2 separate regions of the Mus musculus genome follow, and region 1 is linked to region 2. A link is a loop called in an ENCODE intact Hi-C map of the cell type or tissue named here. Cell type or tissue: left cerebral cortex. All regions are shown on one strand. Links, peaks and the distances in the headings refer to the core of each region. The heading gives the core; the rest is flanking DNA.

The links. Peaks named below come from ENCODE experiments on the same cell type or tissue, not always from the same donor. Only the 100,000 strongest peaks of a DNase experiment are listed, where the experiment ranks them.
Region 1: a loop joins it to region 2, with 2.1 times the contacts of the local background. A loop is called at or near these places in 3 of 42 quality-filtered maps.

The regions. Positions count from the first base shown.
Region 1 is chr16:90,949,805-90,958,456 of GRCm38, forward strand. Synj1 (synaptojanin 1) reads right to left here. Exons shown (of 32, transcript NM_001164483.1): 22 at 7,790-7,868; 23 at 5,505-5,667; 24 at 1,996-2,205; 25 at 547-681. Among named protein-coding and RNA genes, the nearest start is that of Cfap298, 19 kb to the left of the region's middle. In left cerebral cortex, for the core only: a CTCF peak has its summit at 4,153 (motif pointing right); DNase peaks (open chromatin) are centred at 3,570 and 5,965; H3K27ac peaks cover 569 bases.
Region 2 is chr16:91,005,524-91,014,175 of GRCm38, forward strand. Synj1 (synaptojanin 1) reads right to left here and starts at 5,785. Exons shown (of 32, transcript NM_001164483.1): 1 at 5,570-5,785; 2 at 4,501-4,646. The coding sequence starts at 5,667. 4930404I05Rik (RIKEN cDNA 4930404I05 gene) reads left to right here and starts at 5,726. Exons shown (of 3, transcript NR_028368.1): 1 at 5,726-5,796. Paxbp1 (PAX3 and PAX7 binding protein 1) reads right to left here. Exons shown (of 18, transcript NM_026110.2): 18 at 8,514-8,652. In left cerebral cortex, for the core only: no CTCF peak of the experiment used is centred there; DNase peaks (open chromatin) are centred at 4,623, 5,302, 5,696 and 5,962; H3K4me3 peaks cover 2,993 bases; H3K27ac peaks cover 2,789 bases.

The DNA of each region.
Region 1 (8,652 bases), core at 512-8,511, 56 kb before region 2:
ATCTACTCTAATAATCATGAAAGCACACATCATATATGATTGTGTAAATATCTAGACATTACACAAAGCTGTTATTCAATGTATATGCTCACAAGAAGTGAACACTGCATTTAGCTAAGAGAATATTTAAAGAGGTATATAAAACATATTAAAAACATGTATGTACTTCAGTTCTCAAATACATTTTTCAGAAATTAATAACTGTTAATTGTCTTTATAAAGCTACAGATGAGGAATTAAAAAAAATAAACTTAGATTTACCCAAGAACATCATACATGCCCAACCAATCAAAGTAGCCAAACCCAAACAAGTGTCTCCTGTGCAAGGCAAGGAGGCAGCTGGCCGTGCTCACAAACCCTGCTCGCTAGACATGCTGTCCTGCTGCTCCTCAGAGCTCCTTTTAGACAAGTTCAAGAGGTATCAATAATGACCACACAAACACACACACAACATCCTGAGGATACAGATGAAAACATGCACAATGCATTTAAATGAAGTAGAGGAAATTTTTAAGTTAAACAGGCAATCTAAGAGTAGTTGGTTACCTGAAGGTGGAGGTGGTCTCTGTGGTGGGGCAGGACGTGCCGGAGGAGCGACTGGGCGGGGAGGGGGTGGTCTCTTGGGCTCTAGAGTCTGGGAAGAATCCTTCTGGGCCGCTGGCTGAGTGTCAACTGGAGAGCCTAAGAAAGTGAGTAAAGTGAGACCAGGTGCCAACCGGGAGGGCGCTAGTGAGACGGAACGTGCATGCCTGATGAACTGACCCAACTCTCTCCTCTCAAAGGTCTGTGCCTTACAGAAAGAATAAAACACTCTCGGTGACTATGGCAGCAGTCCACCAAAGAAGCCCCTTCTGGAAGCATGGGAACCATGCTGCTGCCCTGTGCACCTTCACTTGGCTGCGGTGTTGAGAGCTGACTTACTAAGGAGGACTATTAAGGGACAAAATGTACTGTTTGAGTTAAGTCATACATAACTTGCCGGCCAGCCAGGAAGAGAGGGGAAAAGCCCAACGAGTCAAGTGTTCTTATCTCAGAGTAGAAAACCACACGTTGTAAAGCTCAGACGCGACTGAGCACATAACAGGACTGAGACAGGGCATCCCGTGGCAGCAGTGCTGTGAAGCTTCTCCACTGAGAGTAGAGTTACTGTCAGGAATCCACTCCTGTTACAGGCCACTCAGTACCTGGGCTAAAGCTAAAAAACCTGTGCTGGTTAGTTTGTGTCAACTTGATACAAGTTAAGAGTCACTGGGGGGAAAAGAACTTCAACTGAGGAATTCCTATGTCAGACTGGCTTGCAGACCAAGTCCCTTGATGAATGACTGATGGGGTCAGACCTTGTGGGTGGCACTACCCTTGGGCAGGTGGTCCAGGAGGAATAGGAAAGCAGACTGAGTTAGCCACTGGGAGCAAGCCTCTGTATCAGCTCCTGCCTCCAGATTCTTGCCCTGAGCGTCTGGCTTCCCTTAATCACCTGTAAACCAAACAAGCCCTTCCCGCCCCAAGCTGGCTTTGGTCAGTGGGCTAGGGTTTCTATTGGTGAAATGAAACACCATGACCAAAAAAGCAAGTTGGGGAGGGATTAAAGCTTATCTGGCTTACACTTCCATATTCCTGTTTATCATGAAAGGAAATCAGGGCAGGAACCTGGAGGCAGGAGCTGATGCCGAGGCCATGGAAGGGTGCTTCTAACTGGCTTCCTGTCCCTGCTTGCTCAGCCTGCTTTCTTATAGAAGACCAGGTCCATCAGCTCAGAGATGCACCACTGGGCTGGAACCTCCCCCATCAATCACTAATTATGAGACGTCCCGATAGCTGGATCTTATGGAGGCATTTTCTCAATTAAGGTTTGTGTGTCAAGCTGACATAGGACCAGCCATCGCAGTCAGTGTTTTTATCACAGCAACAGAAAGCAAACAAGGATACAGCCGTACTCCAACGTTCAAACAAACCGTCAAGACAAAGTCACACCAAATTTTCAAATAAAACACGCACCCTGCGAACTTGGAGGTCCTGGAGTTCTTGACGGTGCTCGGCTAGGTCTGATGGGAAGAGAAGGGGCGGAGTACTCTGGTACTGTGGGGGACTGGCAGGGACTGGTCCGGGGTGAAGAACTTGGAGAAGTGCCCAGGCCAGAACTTGAGGACGGCTGCAGATGCTGAGGAAGAAGCTCCTCTACTTCAGCGCTGTAGTCATCGACGTCACCTAGCAAGGCCACCAAAGACAGCACCTTTTACCTTTTTATAGTAGGGCTTCCAGGGCTAAAGACAAGTTAAGACTGCTAAGGTATCGCCCACACAGGGAATAAGCATAAAGGCTTGTAGAAATATTTGTAAATATAAAAATCAGAGTCAGTACAAATGCTCTTAGAGTCTAAAGATCCATTCCTTCAGCTGTAGCTACACCCGGAGCTTGCGTGACTGAAAGCTCTGTTAGCTGAGCAGCTATGAAGCCAACTTTGTCCATGTGTTCTGTGTGACTGCCTCTACTCTCTGCCCAACCCAGGTCCAACCTAACAGCAAACAAGGTCCCGGGCAGTCATACACCCTTAGCCAGAAGGCTTCTATTTCAAGACTTTTCACTCAATATAGACCCATTTCTCCCATCAGGTCTCGTCTCCACTTACCTAAGGGTTAGAGAGTGGGGTCAGGGCACCCCATGCAACAGCATTCACAACCTTCAACACTAGCCTTCCTTCCAAGTCCTACTTTTTATAAGGCTATGTCACTAGGAGTCTATGAGACACCCTTTATCTCACCTACTTCAGAAATCTCCACGCTCTGCCCTTCAAGTGAGTGAACTAGTAAGGCATTCAGGACTAAGCAGACAGCACCACAGTAAGTGGGCCTTACCACCTTTCTGCACACACTCAAGTCCTATGGACAGCATGGACGGCAACCTGAACAGCTCAGCACTGTCCTCACCGACAGGATTGCTTCCACACTCTGCACACCGTCCCCTCAGCTGTGCGGCCTCTGGGTCCTAACCTGCAACACTTCATTCTCTCAGCCCTTCAGCAGATCTAGGGCTTCCTCCCTTGCACTTCAGCCCCGCCCAATGTCGTCTCCTCTGGGTTTGGCTTCAGATGTTCACTATGGCTCTCCTGTTGCCTGTGCCTGACAAACCCTTTCAATCATCACTCACACCTCACATCTCTGCACTTGTCTGTGAGTGTCCTGGAAAACACATCAAGTCTTCACAGTTACATCAACAATGTTTATAATTCAGCCTCCTCTGGGTTCCCCAAGTTGCCTGAAAATTCTAAGACTTCCTAGTTGGTTATTCTTCTCATTCCTTTTTGCCAGCAATATTGTTTCAAAGCATCTCAAGTTCCCTGAAACTGTGGGATTGTCCCACTCCTGCTAATGATGTGAAATCATAAACCTGACAGAAGTCTCAGGATAGAGCCTCTACCAATTAGCTCCTGCAAACTGCATTCTCACCACACAGCGGATGCCGTCCATGACAGGTAGGATGCATGGGCCCCGCACGAGTACTCCGCTTCCTCCTGCCAACCCTCTCAGTGTTAGCCTCCTCTGCACCAGCCCCTCCCGCAGCACTCAGCTCTCTCAGGCTCCTCCCACTGAAAAGTAACTGTTCTGTAACCCCAATTCTTCACCTTCCACCCACAGCAAATCGCACCAGTCGGCTTTCCCACACCACCAAGATGACTCTTACAAAGGCCACTAACAGCCTCCCTCGCTGCTCCTACATCAGAGAAGTGTCTGTCCTTATCTTCTCCCTCATCTTTCTAAAGTATGAGGTATCATGGACCATTCCTTTCTGGTTATACTTTCTTCTCTTCTTCTCTTCTCTCTTCTCTTCTTTTCTTTTCTTCTCTCTTCTCCTCTCTTCCTGTCTCTGTCTCTGTCTCTGTCTCTGTCTCTCTCTCTCTCTCTCTCTCTCTCTCTCTGTGTGTGTGTGTGTGTGTGTGTGTGTGTGTGTGTGTGCATGACAGGGTTTCCCTATAACAGAACCCTGGCTGTGAACCCTCGACTCACTTTGTAGACAAGGCTGGCCTCAAACTCACAGAGATTTGCCTGCCTCTGTCTCCTAAGTGCTGGCTGCTCTTTCCTTGACTTTTAAAAATAGTTTTATTTTTTATGTATATGAGTGTTTGCATGCATGTATGTGTAACATGAATGTAGTGACTGAAGAGACCACAAGAGGGTGTCAGAGCCCCTGGCACTGGAGCTACAGATTCACCATGTGGATGTTGGGTCTTCTACAAGAGCGCCTGGCCAGTGCTCTTAAGCAGTGAACCATCTCTCCAGCGCCTCGATTTTTCTTTTAAATTGAAACCCTTTCTATGGCCTACCACACGACTACTCATTATTACACGGACATCCTTACTATGATCACCTGCATCCAGGTGGAAAACACCTAGAAAACAATGTGTCCTAGAAGGAACCAACAAAGATGCGCTCACAGAATCTGCAGCATCTGCCAAGCCTCTATGATGGTTGATTTTGGCTCAACTCGATGGCCTATACAGGTAGGAGATCACTGGAGCCCATCTCTGGACGTGTCTGTGAGAGCACCCTGAGGTGACTAGGTAAGACAACTCTGACACGATGAGTGCACTGTGCCTGATGGGTGCAGAAGACGATGGAATTATTACAAAGTAGTAACGAGTAGGGTGCACGACCTAGCTGGAGCAATGAGGTCAGCAGGAGCTTGTCTCTGCGGTAGACCAGCTTCTACCATCTGTTCCTGCCTCCATGGTGCTTCTCCAAGGGTATGGACCAATCAACCAAGGACTGAACCTTTAGAATCATGAGCCAAAATAAATATATTCTCTGTAACCTGTTTCTGTAGGGGATTCGGTCACAACTAGAAAAGGAACCAGCACAACCTGGCACACAGAGTACGTATCTGTGGATCAAGTAAATGACCAATACAAAAGCTAGTGATTATCCTAAAAGATTTTAACTTAGATGTACTTTCTTGCAGTGCAGAGTCAGGTATGCAGTTTTGGACAGGCTCGTGACAGAACTAGGGCCTCACAGACATCAATCACTCACTTTCTCAGAGCTGAATCCTGATGAAAGCTATGCTCACACATATAACATGTAGTACTAGAAAGCAAACACACTTTCAAATAATGTTTAAGAAAACAGCAATGCCCACACGATTTGTCCCAAAGTCGCTACCTTTTCACGCAGTTCCAAATGAGCCACTTGGACTCTTTCTAAATTCCTTTGGAACATATCTTCTTTTTTTAGTAATTATGAACTTATTGGAATTTCTACTTAACTATAATTTTGGCACAAATTGGCACACTCAAAATACCAATTCATGCTCATACAATATAAACTGCACAACTGTATTTACTATTTAATGACAAAATAACACATAAATTACCAGGTACAATGTAATCAGATAAACATTATACTATAGAAAACAAATCACTATTAACACTGTGTTCAAGGAGAGAGAGAGAAACCCTTAGTGCTGGGACAACCTTCTCTAACATGCAGGACAAGCCTGCTCAACAGACACACCTTCCATGTCAAAGTCTGCTGCGACCTCTGCGTCTTCACCAAGCAGGGTGGAGCTTGCTGATGAGGGCAACGTGACACTGATTTTCTCTAAACTCATCTCTTCTTCCAAATGTTTGATCCAGTCTGGACTTTTTAAAGTAATTGTTATAGTCCGATTTAATAGCTAGTTGATATAAAAAAAAAGACACAGAAAATATATTAACATGAAAACTATGGTGGAAGAAGGGTGCTCATGTTACAGCACACACATTAAAATTCCACGTGGAGGCTGTTCACAGTCTGCCTTTAAGAGCTTATGATGCCAAATAGAAGTAGTTAGGATTCCTTCACTCTGGCCAAAGGCAAACCGCTGATAATGTGCTATGTAGTTCTGGCTTGGATCCATAAGCTAGGTAACTGTTCCTCCACTGAAGCAAGCACAGGAGAGGCAGAGGCCTTGAGCACGCTCGTGTGCTGTGTGGCTCTCTCTCACTTGGCACAACAGTCCCGAGGGCTGCTCGACTGTATGCTGTATGTGCTAAGCCAGGCCTTTAGCATTTCAAATGTCAGGAGAATGTTGTGTGAAGATTATTTTGAATCTTCTACAAGAATGAACTGTTGTGGAAGTGGAATGGCCGCACCATGTAAAGCACGCCTTAGCTTTCCTTCTACATTGACATGACTTTTAGATCTCAGGACGATTCGATAAACCAACATGTGACAACTAAGTTATTCTGTGTCTCATTGTACTTTTAAAAATTCTTCAAAGATGCATTGTTAAAGAAGACTATTTCATCATGGCCATGAAGATGATACACTCTCACTTAAAGTCCACAGCACTCACAAGAAGAGACCAGCTTCTTGGTTACGAGCTCTTTCTCACAGTTTCAACTCTTTTGTTTGAAGAGTTCCATAGTGGGAGGAAGACTAAGCTTTTGAATATTTACAAATGATCTGCATAGGTATGGCCAATGCACCGTGCGGACAGCTGGCCATTCTGTGGGTAGATTCCAGCTCAAAGGATTATTGCTCTCTGGATTCCCTGAAGGCACCGCAGTTTAAAGCTACTCACTTAAACAGCATGGCTGTCTGACAGCAACTGAACTTCAAAGTCAGAGTCCTTCAATCCCTTACTTGTTTTATCAGACTCAGGGACTGAAATTAATTCATCATTTGCCTATACATTTCACAGTTCATTAAGTCAACAAAAATCTTTTATATTTGCAAATATCATTTAAAATCTGTGTCTGTGTATATGTGTGTGTGTCTGTGTGTGTGTCTGTGTATGTGTGTGTATGTGTGTGTCTATACAGCCTAGGCTGCTTCATATTTTTTTCTCTGAAATGGGCTAATAAATGGGATAATACCTGAAAAACTTAGAATTAAATTAATGATTCTAACAAAGTCAACACATGAGAGTTTTACAAATGTATAACTTTCAAAAGGGCCAACTAAGTATTATGTTACATTTCGGCTTTTTTTTATCATTTTGACATGAATATATTAGTGCTATGTTCAAAAACAAACAAACCTCAGGCAATATACACATGCAAATATTCTTCATTAAGGAAGCAAACATAACATGACAAGTTCAGAGGCTGTTAGACGCCCGAAGGAGTTGCTCACTGTTGGACAAATGGAACCTAGAATTCATACAATTAGCAATGAAGGATTCACTAAAAAAGAAATATGATTCATAAAAATTGGCAGATGCAACATTTCACAGAAACAAAACTACACCAGGTCATCAGTGTAAGTTTCCCCTCAGTGACGTTTCAGATTACAGACTAGTGACATCCCCAGTAGTTACATCTGAAACTGCTACAATGTTTGTTCTCTGAGGACATGATGTATCCATGCTAGAAAAGGACCCCAGACCCCAAAGCCTTCCCTTGGTGACTCATGAATAACTCCCGGGAAGAGAAGGGCCTTCTGCTCCTTCCGCCCGCCCGGTGCTCTTGTAAATAAAACATGCTCTCCACTTGGTAGTAATGCAGAGAAGCTGGAATATCTACTTTTAATGAAAATTTTATAATATTTTGCATTAAATATCATAGAGATCAAATTAGGCAGGGAACATGTTTTCTTTTCTTTTCTGTCAATGGTTAATATCTCTAAGGGGGAAGTAAAATAATCTTAAGTTAGGCAGACCACTAGTGTCAATAAAAATATTGAGTAACCCTTACGCAGTTCACGGGCTTCAGTTTTTCTTAACTGAAAACACATCTAGGCATTCAAGTTGCTTGTCTGTAAAGCTACAATCTTGAGACATGCCCAACAGTTTAGGATCACTAAATCTACCTTACCTCTTTCCCATTTAGGCTCAGAGCATTCAAGGCAGAGCTTCCCTCCAAAAATGTAACCCACATTTTATCTTCTACAAATCTTTAAGAGAAAGAAAAAACAGTGAATAAGAACATAATTAACTTCTCAGACATAACTCGCTTAATCTCCAGCCACTGGTTGTGAATGAACAGCTGGGGCCAAAAAGAGAAACCGGTGGCCAGCGGGCTGGCTCTCAGAGGAGGCTGCTCTCTGCACACAGCACTTCCATCCTGCTTCCTTTACTCTGACCCAATGCAGCCAGAACTATGCATTTCCAGTGTTTCAGTGACTTTCCTGAAAGCCATTTCCTCTGATTAAGAAAGATTACAGATATTATTAATAGATAATATTAATGAGAAGGAATCCCCAAATAACCCAACTAACTGGTCACAAGGAGCTGCAGGTGTCTGTCTGCACAGGCATTTCTTCCTCTCTGAGTCTTTGCTACAATTCCAAGTTTATACTCTGGAAATGAGACACCCCCTACACCCTTCAGAAAGGGAGAAAATGAAACAAAGGACATAATTTGAAGTCACTGAATATATATATATATTTATAACAAAAATAAAACAATGTTATCCATCTGATTTACAGAAGCAATTCTGCAAACTGAATTTTCCCAATGATATGGAGAAAACCTTTCTCATGCTCACATTCTAAAAGATTATGGATTTTAAGGGTTAAAAAAAGACCCAAATAGAAGTGTGCCAAACTATGTTCTTCTTCTGAAATCAAGTGCACACAGACTACATCTCACAATGCCTCAGACATGACCAAGACAACTGCCGCAGCTTCTCTGGCTTGAAGCTCTTAAGTTCCAGGAATGTTGTCATTCCAAATACAC
Region 2 (8,652 bases), core at 446-8,445:
AGCTACAGCCAATAATAATGTAGATTTCAAAATGACTATGAGAGAATTTTGAATGGCTTAAAAACAACAATAACACTTGGGAGGCAGAGGCAGGCGAATTTCTGAGTTTGAGGCCAGCCTGGTCTACAGAGTGAGTTCCAGGACAGCCAGGGCTATACAGAGAAACCCTGTCTCAAAAACAAAACAAAACAAAACAAAACAAAAAAACCAAAAAACAAAACCCCTATATGTATCAATAGAAACACCACCTTGTACCCCATAACACTATACAAGTTATTATATATCAATTAAAAATTAAAGTGGGCAAGGAGTGTAGCTCAGCTCAGTAGCAGAGTATATGTCTACTTGCTGTGTGAAACCTAGGTTCAATGCCCATCAATGCCAAAAATACCCATACAAAACGTGTGTGTGTGGTCAGAGGTTAGTTGGCTCAGGTCTTTTCCTCTATCACCCGCCACCTTAGTTTTGAAATAGCATCTCTTAACCCAGAGCTGGTGGTTTGAGCTGGCCGACTCAGTCCCTGGATCTGCTTCTCTCCACCTCATACCCAGTCTGAATTTTAGGTGGGTGCTAGAATCCAAATTTAAGTCCTGTGGTTGCTCAGCAAACACTTTATCCACTGAGCCATCTCCTCAGCCCCAAATACTGTATTGTGAAACAGACAATAGCTTTGAGTCTGTCAACTTTCTATTGGAAAGTAGTCTTTCCCACTTAATAACTATGTGTCCCTCAGTCATGAGTAAAATCTATGCCAAGCATTAGAGATAGAAACCTTAAGAAGCATGTATACAGTCCCATGTGATATGAAAACCCTGTACTGAAAGTGTCATGGGAGAATTCTCTTTCAGTTCAGCCTGAGGGCTTCAAGAAAATGATTAGCCCTATAATACACAATCCCCTCATTAAAATTCTGAAAACACGGCAGTTTTAGATAAAATCTATAGGTTAAAAAAAAGTCATCTGGTAAAGCTATACTGGCAAGGCACACGTAAGGTTTGCTCAGAAATTATCATTCTGATGGACTATAGGAACCTAGGTACCCGTATTTGTGACATCTTCCCAGATGGATATGCTGTGCAGTCTGGGCATAGGAAACTACTGTGTCAGACTAGGACCCAGTGGCTTAGCACTCAGGAGGATCAGGAGGCTAAGGTCATCTTCAGCTACACAGCAAGTAGGAGAAACACTGTGAGGAAGCCAAAACACTGAAAACAACCAACCGACCTCAAACATTAATGAAGTCGTTGTAAGTCCACTAAGAACACAATGAAGACTGCTCAGTCCCTAGTAATTTGGGAGAACACTGAAGACACCAGGCTCTTGGAAGGAGATCACCACTGAACAGAAAGAGTAGAGTAAGACTAAGCAAGACATTGAAACCCAGGCGGAGGAATCTGAATTGTTTTAAGAAGACAGGGCCACACTTTGACAATGAGAATGACTGCAGAGAACATTTCTTGCAGATTGATAAGCAGTGTGCCCTGAGGCTTCTCGGGTCGGGAATGGTGACAGTGAAGAGGACACACCCAGATCTTCCAGACAGTCCCTGAGTACAGCAGGCATTTGAAATTCTGCAGGTTGTTTTATTATGCAGGACAACATCTATTTTGCTATCACTCCAAATTAAATGCCAAGTTTGTTTTGTGTGTGTGTGACAGTATATTGAGGATAGCCTCAAATACAAGATCTTTGTGCCTGGAGTATACTGGGGTTACAGACATGCAATGCAACCTAGAACCTAACTAATTTTATAAGCCAATTTATCTAACACTGTTCTGTATATTTTATGAAAACTAGGATAAAGGGTTTTGCATGTTTTTACCATAAATTTCAAATGTCTAATACCATTTCAACATTATATAATGTATAAATGTATTGAAACAGCATGGGTTGTAGCTACATGTGTAATTTTTATGTATGGATTAAAAAGTCAAATCAAAATATAGTTAAGTGTTGCTGTAGAGTTTATAGGAAAAAATAACACATCCAAGAGAATATGTATCCATTTCTGTTAGTGTTACAAAGAGAAGCAGTATTCAAACGTTTGTGCTGTCTGAGAATTACTCACATAGCTTAAATCCAATGAAGACAAACAGAATTAAAAGCAATTAAGCTATGGCTATAGCTTGGTGGTAGAATGCTTAACACACAGTACCTACGTTCAATTCTCAGCGCTGAAAATAAATTGTTAAGAATATTGTAATGTTATTCTACTTCATAATTAATGAACCCAATAGATGTTTTTGAGCCTTTTAAAAAGCCTTATTTGGCATAAAAACTACTGAGGTTTTAGAAGTATGATTATTTTTTTTTAACACACAGCAATAATTCTGAAAACAGGTAAAGTCATAACTTGCAAGTCCGCAGTGACTTCCCATTTGTAACTGTATCTAGACAACATTAATACATCAAGTAATGTCAACCAAACACAAGCAGCTGATAACAGTTTACATTACTAGCCAAGCCCCTCCGGCCTCATGTTTTTATTTCAGTGTTCAATACTATAAGCACATCTACAGTATGACACACATTATGGAGATTAACACTGGAGCATGGCATTTTTCATTTTATTAAAACATAACCAATATGCTTTAATAAAACATAACATAAAAACCAATTTGGAACACTGAAGTTCATACTGAATATTACTTAAACTTTTTCTTAGATTGTGTCTGCCCCTTGTCTCTCCCTTTAAATCATATTACTGGAAACACCAAGAATACAGACATTTGTTATATACTAATCTTTGCTTAAGGGTTGTTCATTATGTCACTATCATTTTCTCTACCAGAATAAAATTTTACTATTTCAGTCAGGTTACACTTGAACCAACATAGAAATCATATATGCATAAGTCTGGATTTTATGCTCTTATTGAGTCTAAAGAGCAGTATTTAAACTATTTAAGGCTTATACTAGTAAATATGTCATTTAAGCGCGCGCGTGCGTGCGTGCGCGTGCGTGGAGGCCAGAGACTGATTAAGCATCTTCCTTTATTGCTCTCCATATTATTTTCTGAGTTAGATTCTTATGCCAAATCTGGATCTTAGAAACTTGACCACAACAGCTGACCAGAGATCCCCGAGACCTTCCTGCCTCTGCTTCCCCAGTGCTGGGATTATAAGCATGTGACGCCCTGCCAGGCTTTCATGAAGGGACTGTAGATCACACTCAGACCTGCATGCTCACATGGCAAGCATTTACCAACTGACCATCTCTTAAGTCCAAACATCATGTTCAATAAACAGTCTGAGCAAAATATAAGAGGGCTGGGGGTGTGGTTCAGTTGGCAGAGTGCTCGCCTAGCATGTATGAAGCCCTAAGGTCAATCCTGCACAGTAGTGCACACCTGTATTCTCAGCACTCAGGAGAAGGGGGAGGGGGTGGTGGTCTGGAATTCAGTGGCATTGGCTATATCATGAAGGTCCCAGCTATAACTCTAATAGACTGTTAAAGTAATAATGATAATTAATAATAATAATAATAATAATAATAATAATAATAAAAGAACAAGTAGTTACCATTAGAAAATCTGTTTAAAACAAATACTTGAGACAATCCCAAACTGGGGTTGTCTGCCCCAGTCTTGTATTAAGAATGAAGCATGGGGTACATTCGATGTCTCAGCAGGTAAAAAGCTTTTGCCACCAAGCCTGAAGACCTGAGTTCAATCCCTGGGGCCTATATAGTAGGAGGAGCTCCCAGAAGCTGTCCTGATCTCCACTTGTCCCCTACCTACACACAAATAAATGACTAAATTAAAAAAAAAAAAATGAACGAAACACAATGTGAATTAGTCCTTTTATTTTCATCTATCTGCCACAAATTTACCCAAACATCATTTTGTGTGGTACAATAAGTAATCCTTTTAAAATAAAGGTCATTTTTCAATAATATGAAATCAAGCACATATGTCACATGAAATATTTTAGGAGCTGTCTGCAATTCTTATTAAAGATATAAAAGCTTAGGCTGGAGAAGCGGATGGTCAGCACTTGCCTAGAGTGACTGAAGCCCTGAATCTGACCCACCAATACCACACATGAGCACAAGGGACACCTGAATAAATAAATAAACAAATAAGGGTTTGATGTATGATGCACAGATCATACCATTCCTATTAAATCTGACTAACAAAATTCTGGGTATAACAGGAGATGCAAGCTGTCTTATTGGGTTAATGTGATAAAGACAAAATTGCAACACCATTTTACAAAAAGATAAACTTCTAGAAGCAGAACAGATGGAAAACAAACTCCCAGCAGCAAAATCTGCACCGCCCTGCACCACCATCACCCCAATAAAAACCCTAAGCTATCTCAGTTTACAGAAAATAAGGCTTCATTCAAATTAAGCCAAAGCACAAACCCGTACGCTAAAGCTCAGAAGATCAAATTCAGGGAGAAGGTTCTCAAGAACCTTTTTTTTATAAACTGTTGAACTCGCGAGTTACAACCAAAACAGAGATCAGAATCGGGCAGGTGAAAACACGTGACTTACAGAGCACAGCCACAGCCCCAGACTCGAACATGAGACATTCTTCCTTATGCCTAGTTTCCACTATGAGGCTGAACGGTGGGGGATCCAATTTGTGGTAGATTCGAAATCCTTTGCTGAACGCCATTCTCCTTTCTTCAGAGGCAGCCCTGTGGAAACCAAGTCAATGCACCTGAGGTTTCCTTCTGCTGCAAGGACTGCTAGGCGTCCTCCTGAGGTCCCTCACTGACAAGTTTGATGGGGGTTGGGGGTAGAGAAAAAGAGAGCTCAGGGGTGAACGGTTTATTCCAAAAGATAAGGCGTCACCTTTTTTTTTTTTTTTCTTAACCAAAAGGCAAAAGGAAACGCGTCCAGTTCTCAAGATACGGCAGGACAAGGCAGGGGTTTTTAGCACCGTCGGTCCTGATTTGGATAAGGTGGATTTCCCATTTAATTTATGTTTCCCCAAAGGGAAAATCTGTAGCGTATTTTCAGTTGGGGTTGTTTATCGGCTTCCTGCTTCACGATCTGTCACTACGGGAAGGGAACTGATGGGGAAACTTCAAGCCGATCCCTAGGCGGAATGGGCAAGGGGATGGGAGGGAAGGTTAATCAGGCTGATTCAAAGCTCCTGAGGGGGCCGGAGAGGGACGGGATTATCACACCGCGGACTCTCCAGGGCGGCGGCGAAGGGCAGGGAAAGCCACACAGGTGACTGCCGCCTCCTGCCCAGTCACGAAGCTCACCGTGACGAATGGATCCCACCGCCACTCAACGAGATCCCGGGGAGCCGGGGGGAACTGAGGCACCGGGCGCTTCAGCGCCTCCATTACGCACCGCCAGAGATACCCGGGAGCCTGTGCCGACGGGGTCCTTTCCCGCCCGCTGGGTGACAGCCGCTGTCACGGCAAGCCACCCGCAGCCCCGGGGTCTCCACACAACCCGCCGCCCTCGGCCCTCGGCCGCCTCTCACCGCTTGCGACCCGGCTGCGACGGCCGCCACCGCTCAGGAAGCGTCCACCCGGCCGGCCGGCTGCCCCTGGGTAGAGCCCGGGCCGCTCCCCGCCCCCCGCCCTCCCGCCCGCTGCCTCACCTCTTCCTCCGGCTCCTCCTCCTCCTTCTCCCGCAGCCTCCGCCGCTACAGCCGCCCGAAGCGTCACTTCCGCTCCAGCAGGTCCAGCTCTTCCGCATTGCGCCGCTGCCCAGGCGGAAGGCCCGCCCCTTAGGGTGAAAGGGCGGAGCCGTTTCCGCCCACGCGGGACCGTGCTGCCGAGCAGGGCGCTTACTGGTCACCGGGTTCCTGCGGCCGCCGCGTCCTGGGTCCGTGAAGCGAGCCTCCGTCGCCCCGGGAGTGGGAAGGTGGCACGGCCAGGGGAGCCGGCAGAGGGAGGGTCCGTCCTCCTCGCGTGGAGCCCTGTAGCTCTGCCCTCCCCGCGGGCGACAGGGAGGGACTTCAGGAAAGAGCTGGGGGAGCCCGTGTTGATTCGTGCTCGAGTCGGGCATCAGGACCACCCCCTGCCGCCTCCGCAGACCTGATGGGCGATGGGCGAGTGCGAGGCGGGGGACGGTGTGCACCCCGCGCCGGCTGGGTGGCGCTCGAAGAGCTGTCCATGGTGTCTGTCGTCAGGGAGGCAGCAGGAGGCTGTTCCCTGGCTGTTTCAGTGTGTTCTCCGAGCTCCAGGGGCGATGGAAGAGTGCTCAACCGAATGCAGTGGAGAGTGGGGGAAGCCAGCAACCAGAAACTCCAGGCAGTCAAACAAAACATGGCTGTCACTGTCGATTTGCCAGCCGTGGAATTTTATAACTAAGGGCATCACACTGTTTCAAACTATCTTTTTAAACGAGACATTATGTCTAAAACTTGTGTCCAGCAGAATTATTCTGCCTATACTTCAGAGACAAAAATGGGAGGACATTGTAGTCCCTGGGGCTTTAGAGAGGAATTGAGAATCCAAGGAGCACGGCAATCATGTTCCATTTGCCTTTGCTTTCCCCTAGCCTCTTCCCCTTTTTACTTTCTTCCCAAAAGCACAATTTAAATATGACGTATTGCATAAAAACATTTCCTCTAACATGCTGTCATGTGACTCAACGCTTCTCTATTTTAGAGAAGACAAATCCACCCTAGTTTTAAAATATTAAAAGCAAACTAAACACAAGAGAAGCCACCTCCAGCCAAGGAGATACACACTTGGATTCAGTTCTTAGATCTTTTCACTTAGTCTCCTAAGAACAACTTTTACTTTTTTGTTGTGGTTACAGTAACCACAAGCTTATAATAACAATTGCTTGCTGTGAATTGTGGTTAGCCATTTTTCCCTCCCAAGAAGTGTCCATTTCAGGTGGGGACAGTCCTTTAAATAAAACAGGGATGTTTGAGAGTGGGATTTTTCTTAAGTGTGATGACTGTATATGACATGCACCGACAAAAACGGGTTCAGGAGAGCTGGCCACTGAATTGTAGTACTTTGGAGGTAGCTTTTGTTTTTTGAGACAAAGTAGCACAGAGCCCAGGCTAGTGTGCCAACCATACCTGGTTTACGTGGTGACAGACTGAACCCAAAGCTTCATGCGTACCAGGCAGGCATTCTACAAGCTGGGGGGCATCCCCAGCCCTAGGGATGAACCTTTTTATGACAACTGAAATTACCCCAAGTGGAGCTGTAATCAAACTTGCTTACCCCATCATTCTTTTCACACCAAGAATCCCTGTGAAACTACACCAAAAACTCTTTGTCAAGGTGGAAATCATGGCACTAAGCGCTTTCTAAAGCCAGCCTTCTGCCTATTCTTGGTATCCTGAACTAAGAAAGCGGAGGTCCAAGCTTCTGTTATAATGTCTTTCTTCAAATTAAGCTAAAGCAGCAGTGGTAGGTCTTAGCTTTCCCAAGTCCTTTCAAAATACATTTTTAATTATAAAATAAACCCAAGATTTGAAAAGCATACTAGTGACCTTTGAACATTCCTTATTGTCCCTTTTCTATTTATTATTGTTACAACATATCCAAGTAGCTGCACGTTTTAGCAAACCAGTGTCTATAGTAGACTAACTCAAAATATATAGGCACAGTCTAAAGCTTTGCAAAGAAGCCAATTGTGCTGACTGGAACTGAGCAATGGTGAGGCTGTCAGAATGCTCATACCCTGATTCTTGTCGCTAGCAAACGACAGATGACTGGGTGACCCGAGTCTAAAAAAGTTTTGGATATCTGGTAGACTGTTGTGGTTATACAAGAGACCGAGACGAAATCACAGGTACCGTTTGTTACAAAGGAGGCAGAGGGGAATCAGGTCCCCATGTAGGGGCATGAAGACAAATGGTAGAATGGAGAATTATGACAAACCCAGGTGCACCAGAAACCACTAGAATCTATACGTTGAGCTGAGAACCTTTATAAGATACATGATTCCAGTGACAGTTATTTCCAGTTTTTGGCCTTAAGCACTCAAGAGAGTAGCTGTTCTAAGACACTCAGCTAGTAAATACCAGTGTTATGGCAGCTGAGAATTCCATATTTAGTGCTCTTTACTCATTCAGGAGTGACAACCTCGTCGAGACATAACGAGCACTTTCTATATGCAGTTCTGGTCTCCATTCACCTTGCATCAGACTCCTAGGACAGTGTCCAAGCCTGTTCCTAAGTGTTAGCATAGGCAGTTGGAGCTTATCCAAACAATTACTAAAGCTGGATATAGGAAGAGTGGTTTTATACTGATGGGCTTGGAAACAGTTTAAGGCCCAAATACATATTTGTGTTTGTTTTAATTCATGAGAATGAGTGCTCTGAAATTTAATTTCCCTTAGGAGCCAAGAAAGATTAATAACAACAACAATGACAAAAAAAAAAAAACCAAAAAACAAAAAACACAACCCTCATCCTTAATGAATATGTGGAGATAAGTCATAATACCTCCAGAACTGATGGAGAAAGGAGAGCACAACACTGTCCAAGTGCACACTGGCCTGTTAACAGCCTCACCATATGAACCACTGTATGTATGCTCTGAACTTAGTCACCAGCAAGATACAACAAAAGGCGTGTTTAAAAATTAATTTAATGCTTGGCTAAAGCTTAATTACATATATATTTTTCAAACGATAGTCCTGAATTTCTGAAAAGTTACTCTTCTGAAAATCACAGAATCAGAAAGCATCAACCTTAAAACAAGTTTCTC